2 separate regions of the Homo sapiens genome follow, and region 1 is linked to region 2. A link is a loop called in an ENCODE intact Hi-C map of the cell type or tissue named here. Cell type or tissue: HepG2. All regions are shown on one strand. Links, peaks and the distances in the headings refer to the core of each region. The heading gives the core; the rest is flanking DNA.

Evidence for each region. A loop is a pair of places that touch in the nucleus more often than their neighbours do. Peaks named below come from ENCODE experiments on the same cell type or tissue, not always from the same donor. Only the 100,000 strongest peaks of a DNase experiment are listed, where the experiment ranks them.
Region 1: it touches region 2 in a loop (4-fold over the local background); 13 of 110 quality-filtered maps call a loop at or near these places.

The regions. Positions count from the first base shown.
Region 1 is chr9:105,250,714-105,253,634 of GRCh38, forward strand. All of the region lies in intron 1 of SLC44A1 (solute carrier family 44 member 1), which reads left to right. Among named protein-coding and RNA genes, the nearest start is that of SLC44A1, 7.5 kb to the left of the region's middle. In HepG2, for the core only: a CTCF peak has its summit at 1,235; a DNase peak (open chromatin) is centred at 1,518; H3K4me3 peaks cover 1,138 bases.
Region 2 is chr9:105,329,308-105,332,228 of GRCh38, forward strand. All of the region lies in intron 3 of SLC44A1 (solute carrier family 44 member 1), which reads left to right. Among named protein-coding and RNA genes, the nearest start is that of SLC44A1, 86 kb to the left of the region's middle. In HepG2, for the core only: no CTCF peak of the experiment used is centred there; DNase peaks (open chromatin) are centred at 1,604 and 2,644.

The sequences.
Region 1 (2,921 bases), core at 214-2,713, 79 kb before region 2:
TTAATTCTTAATGTCTCAGGCTTTCTTTTCCTTTCATCCTTGGCTGCACATTGGAATCACTTGGAGAAGTTTACAAATGTTATGGAAGTGATGCCTGGGTCCTATTCCCAAAGATTCTTATGTATTGGTCCAAGACTGCGGGCTGGGCATCAAAAAAAGTTTTTTTTTCTGTTTTATAAGTGCTTCTTGCAGAGCAGGGCTAACCCATAATAGTACACCCAGAGTAGCCAGCATCAAAACTTTTAAAAGTTCCCCTGGTAGCCCTCGTGTGTCACCAAGTTTGAGAGCCACTCTTCCTTACCCTTTCTCTAGGTAATTTCATCCCTCGTATGGCTTCAGTTACAGTCTGTATGTTAACAGTTCCCAAACTAAATTACTGTCCTGGTCGCTGATCCTTATATCCAACTGATTAATTAGCATTTACACTAGAATATTGTACAGGCAACTCAAACTCAGCATGTTTAAATCTGTCCTCAAAATCGTACCCCTCACCCCCGGCTTTTTCAGTACTTTATCTCTGGTTCACCGAATGATACCAATGCCCTGGTTGTGGAAACTGGAGACTCGAGTCCTGTAGGGAACCTGCCTCTCACTCTTCTATATCTAGTCACCACATCTTGCCTCTTTGACCTTCTCAACGTCACTGCCAGCACTCCGGTTCAAGCCTCTGTCATCTCCAGCCCAGTACCTTGGTTACAGATCTCTCCGTAACTGTTCATGCTCCCTTCTAATTTTTCTTCGTATTGCAGTCTTGGTGATCTTTGAAAAATCCCAAGCTAATTGTGTTCCTCTCCTACTTAAAACCCTTTAATGGTTTCCCATTGCTCTTAGGACAAAGACCAGAACCCTTGACCCTGGACAACAAGACCCTGTGTGTGGCTGTTCTCCATCTCTCTATAGGGTCACCTTGTGGTGTGCTTTTCTTTGCTCATTGCACTGCAGCCTCACAGATTCTTCAGTTGGTTGTATTCCTTCCTCTTAGAGGGCTTTTGCATATGTGGTTCACTTGTCTAGGAGGCTCTTTGCTTTGCTCCCTGGCTTTTGGCTGGTTGCTTTAAGTTTCAGTCTGAAAGTCACTTCCTTGGAAAAGCCTTTTCTGATCCCTTCAAACTAGGCCATGTCTCCTCATTAAACTCTCATAGCCTTATGTGTTTTCCCTGTGAGCACTTAAAGCAGTAAACACGTAATTTTACAGTTAATATTAATGTCTAGACTAGGTGGCGGCAAACTACAGCCCATGGGCCAAATCTGACCTGCTACCTGTTTTTTATGGCTTACGAGCTAAGAATGGTCTTTACGTTTTTAAGTGGTTGAAACAAATCAAAAGAATATGATTTCATGAGAAATTTATTTAATAAATTATGAAATTTTAATTTCATTCACAAGGTTTTATTGGGACACAGTCATATTAATTCATTTACTTGTCTATAGCTGCTTTCATATGACAGTGTCAGAGTTGAGTAGTTGTGACAGAGGCCTTATGGCCTGCAAGCATAAATATTTACTCTGTGTCCCTTTACAGAAAATGTTTGCTGACCCTTGCTCTAGGCTGAGTTGATGAAGAGAGGGGCCGTGTTTGCTTTGTTTATTGCCATCTTGGTGCTTAGCTGGTACCAATACATGGTAGGTACTCATGAAATATTTGAATGAATTAACAGATATTCTGTTTCCCTCCATGGATAGAGGTGATTGAACTCCTACCTTAGAACACTGGGGTTTTAAAATTCATTATAAGAATTTTAAAACGATTCTTCTTTGGAAGACTCTTAACAGCATGTTCAGGGCTCTCTTAAGCAGCTTGTCTGTTGAAGGTATACATGTCACGTATGGAGCAAGTATACTTATAAAGGTGTAAGTTACTGGGTCAAGGTGGACAGGAAAGGGCTAGTGCGCTCAAGTAATGGACCAGTCAGATTTACAGTGGTGATGTTTTTATAGCAGGCACAAATGGGTGAGACTTTATGGCAAGCGTTGTAAAGAAAACGTGTTTGAGCTGGTGAAAAATTTAAGTCATTAAAGAGTTAGACATTGTTATCTCTGCTGTGGGAATTCACTCTGTGAAGATGGTTAAAGTTTTTGACACAGTAATATTTCCTCCTTTTTGATACTTTTTGTTTTCTAATTTATTTGGAATATAGCATAGCATAATGTTCCAATTTTGAATTTATGCATTGTGTAAAATTTAGTAATTTTTTTGGCAATTTAAAAAACAGATTTACATTTTTCAGTATGTTTTATTATACTCAATAGAGGGATGCCAGTTTTTCCCCTCTGGGGGACTCCTTTGTAATTGTATAATATGATAATGTTGTATAATAGGATTCATTTAACAAACATTTGGTTGATAAACCCCTGGAATTTATTTTTTTGTGAAAATATTATTATTCCTTTTAGTTACTCTCTACAATATCCCACAACCAGATATTTAGACTTATTTAGTAGGAAAACCCTTAAAAGCAACTTTTATTCAAATTTTTAAGGTTGCCAGAAATGCTGAAAATTATTAAATGGAAGTGTTTGACTTCTGGATATGTTTATAATATGTAAAGTAAAAAAACCAGCAGGAAGATGGAAAAATTGGAAACATGATTACTTCAAGATATTTAAGTAGCAGGGAAGGTATTAAAGTTTGTTTGTTTTTGTAGATTTGTGATAATATAATCATGATTATGATCTCAGAAAATTCTTCATTTTGAACTACTTATGATGTTACAGCTATAAGAAATAAAAAAGGCTGGGTTTGGTGGCTCACACGTATAATCCCAACACTTTGGGAGGCTGAGGCAGGAGGATTACTTGAAGCCAGGAGTTCTAGACCATCCTGGGCAATATAGTGAGACCCATCTCTACAAAAAATAGCAAAACAAATTAGCCAGGTATGGTGTCGTGTGCTTTTGGTCTCAGCTACTCAGGAGGCTGAG
Region 2 (2,921 bases), core at 151-2,650:
GGGATTTTTCAGCCTGCTTTCCAGCTTTAGTGCTGCAGTGCTTCCATCCTGATTGGAGAGGAGAGCAGCCAAATTCGGCAGGAGGCAGCCAAATTCGGCAGGAGGCGGCCAGCAGATCTAGTATCTGCTTGCCACCTTTTGCTCCAAAAAGTCTTGTCACAGAGTTGCCATGGCAGCAGGAGGCAATTTAATGGCAAAGGCTCATCTCTGGATCAGCGCTGCTGTTCCCCAGCCATTCCCTCTCTAGCCTTCAATTCGAGGGGCTGGCCATACCAGGGTATCACTGTTCCGTGGCCATTTGAGTACGTGTTGCCTAATGGAAGAGCTGTAAGATCTTCCAGATTCTAAGGACGGCTACATTTTCTATCCCCTGCTTCTCCTTGGTGCATAGCTCTTTGATACCCCATCCTATAGTCGACTTTATCAGATTATTTGCAGTTCCTTAAATATGCTCTTTCATGATTCTGTGCTTTTAGACATGCAGTTTTCTCTGCCTAGAGTGCTCCCTTCCCCATCTGTCTGGAAAATTCCTACTCAATTTCAAAATATGGCTTAGATACTGCCTCCTCCTCCTTAATGGTTTCTCTAACCCCTTATCCTCCATGCAGAATTACACAATTTCCACTGACATCTCAGCCTTGCCTCCTATCACATGGTTTTTAAATGACTGTATATATTTTTGTGTGTTCTTCTCTAGACTGTAACTTACTTGCATTCAAGAACTATATTTTATGAATTTGGTATCCAAAGGGTCTGGCCCAGGAGTATACACCTAGTAATGTTTGTTATAAATGAAGTTTTTCTTATCCTATTTAATTCCTGTCACGTGAGTGTTGCATACCACATAGAGTACAGCCCTATATCATGTACAGGTAGGGCTTTGTCTGTCAGGGATCCCAGAAGATTAGGGATCTCCAGGGATCCCAGAAGATTGCACTGATTTAATCAACTGACTTGCTGGTCTGTAACTCACTTTCCTTTGCATTTATTCTCACTTTACAGTTTGAACTGGAAAGTTAGGTTAGTCACCCAGCTTGCCAGTCAGTTCCATCATTTGTTGAATTAGGATGTTGTGAGGCTAAAGCCTGTAATGCTTTGTGACTCAAAGTAAATTATTGGTGAATCTTATTTTCTTTACCTTCTCCTATCTTCAGTAAAGAAAGTAAAAGCAAAACAGAAGTTTAAACCAGTTTTAAACCTTCTATGGCATCATATCATTCATTTTAATCTTGCTCTGAGTGCAGCTTTAAAAGTCACTTCTTTTCTGACTCTTATCCTTTTTCCTGAGTTTCAGTGATATAATGTCCCACCTTTGTCTCGTTTCCCTGTTTTCATCTTTGGTGCATCTGTCCTCCTCGTTCACCTTGTAGACAGAGCATTTTATTCAGACATCTCTCCTTTTCCTGCCTGTTGGGATAATTTGTTATTGTATCTCAAAAATATCCATTTAAAAATAAACCTTTTCCTCTTCCTCAGATAATTTCTGGAAACCACCCCAACTGTAATAAATACACATTTACATGCCTTACCAGCTGTCCTCTGTAATGTTTGCTTTGCAGTTTGGTCTGAGCATTTTTCTCCATTCCCATCTACCTTTTAAGTTCAAAGCTTACTTAGGCTGTTTTGCAATTCCCTTTGCAAATGCATTTCTGTATCATCTGATCATGCTATGTGCATATTGTATATGCCAATGCCTGCAGGTGTCTAGGCTGTTTTGTTTATAGAGTATTTTTCTGTTACTGCTTCTTGTCTTTCATTCTCACTTTTGGTATTTTATTTATTCCTGTTCCTCTAAAGGATATGAAACTTAAAGCTGTATTTAAGTTATTAATAAGCTTAGTAAAAGATTCACTGAGGATAACAACGACAAACTTGCTCTTAACTTAGGTTTATGGATTATCTGTGACATGGGCTCTCCACCTTGGAGATGGCATAGGGAAGGGGGAGGTATGGAGGCCAAGGCACATAATCAGAGTTGGCCTGAGAAGCTTTTTCAAAATGTATGTGCTGCATCTCTTTCCTGATCCTTGCCCTGTTGGGAGTGAAAGTAGGTGGATACTGCGTGTTACCCTCTCAGCTGAAATACTCATCTGTAGTTTTCAGTTACAATAATCTGGTTTGTCAATACCATGCTTATTACGATTATTTGTTTCATTGTCTAAAAATAAAACTATCAGTTCATTTTGTTTAAAGTGAAAACTGAAAAACTAATGTAAGCATTTATTTACCTGGTTAAGGACATTTTCCAATCAAAAGGCAAGAAAGTGCAGTTTTAATAAATCATAAATTGGTTTGATACAAGCACTTGGCCTCCTATAAATATTCAGTTAAATATGAATTAGTTAAAGTATAATTACTTTTAAGCATGTTGCCATGGATTGGATGAACTTCAGAATGCTGGAAACAGAATATTCAAAGTTAATAGAGAACAGTTAAATTTACTAATGATATTTGTAGGAAATATTTTGGAATAGTGCAGAATGGAAACAGTGAAACTCAGAATCAGAGGTACTATGTTTGAATTCATGCTTTGGCACCTACTAGCTCTCTTGGGCCTGGTGGTTAGGCCTCAAGGCCTCAGTTTTAACATCTTTGGAATAGTTATGGCCCCTACCTCACAGAGTTGTTGCAAAGATCAAATAAGTTCTTGAATGTGACAGTGACTAACACCTACACACCCAACAAATGTTAATAGAATCTGAACCTAAGGTCAAGGTCTGTATGTTATTTTTAACTTCATGTGTGTGCATTTGAATATGTGAAAGGCATAGAGAATTAAGCTTAATATCTTTTCTTTTCCTTCTTTGTTTCTTTTTTTTTTTTTTTTTTTGAGACACAGTCTCGCTCTGTTGCCCAGGCTGGAGTGCGGTGGTGCGACCTCGGCTCACTGCAATCTCCGCCTCCTGGGTTCAAGCGATTCT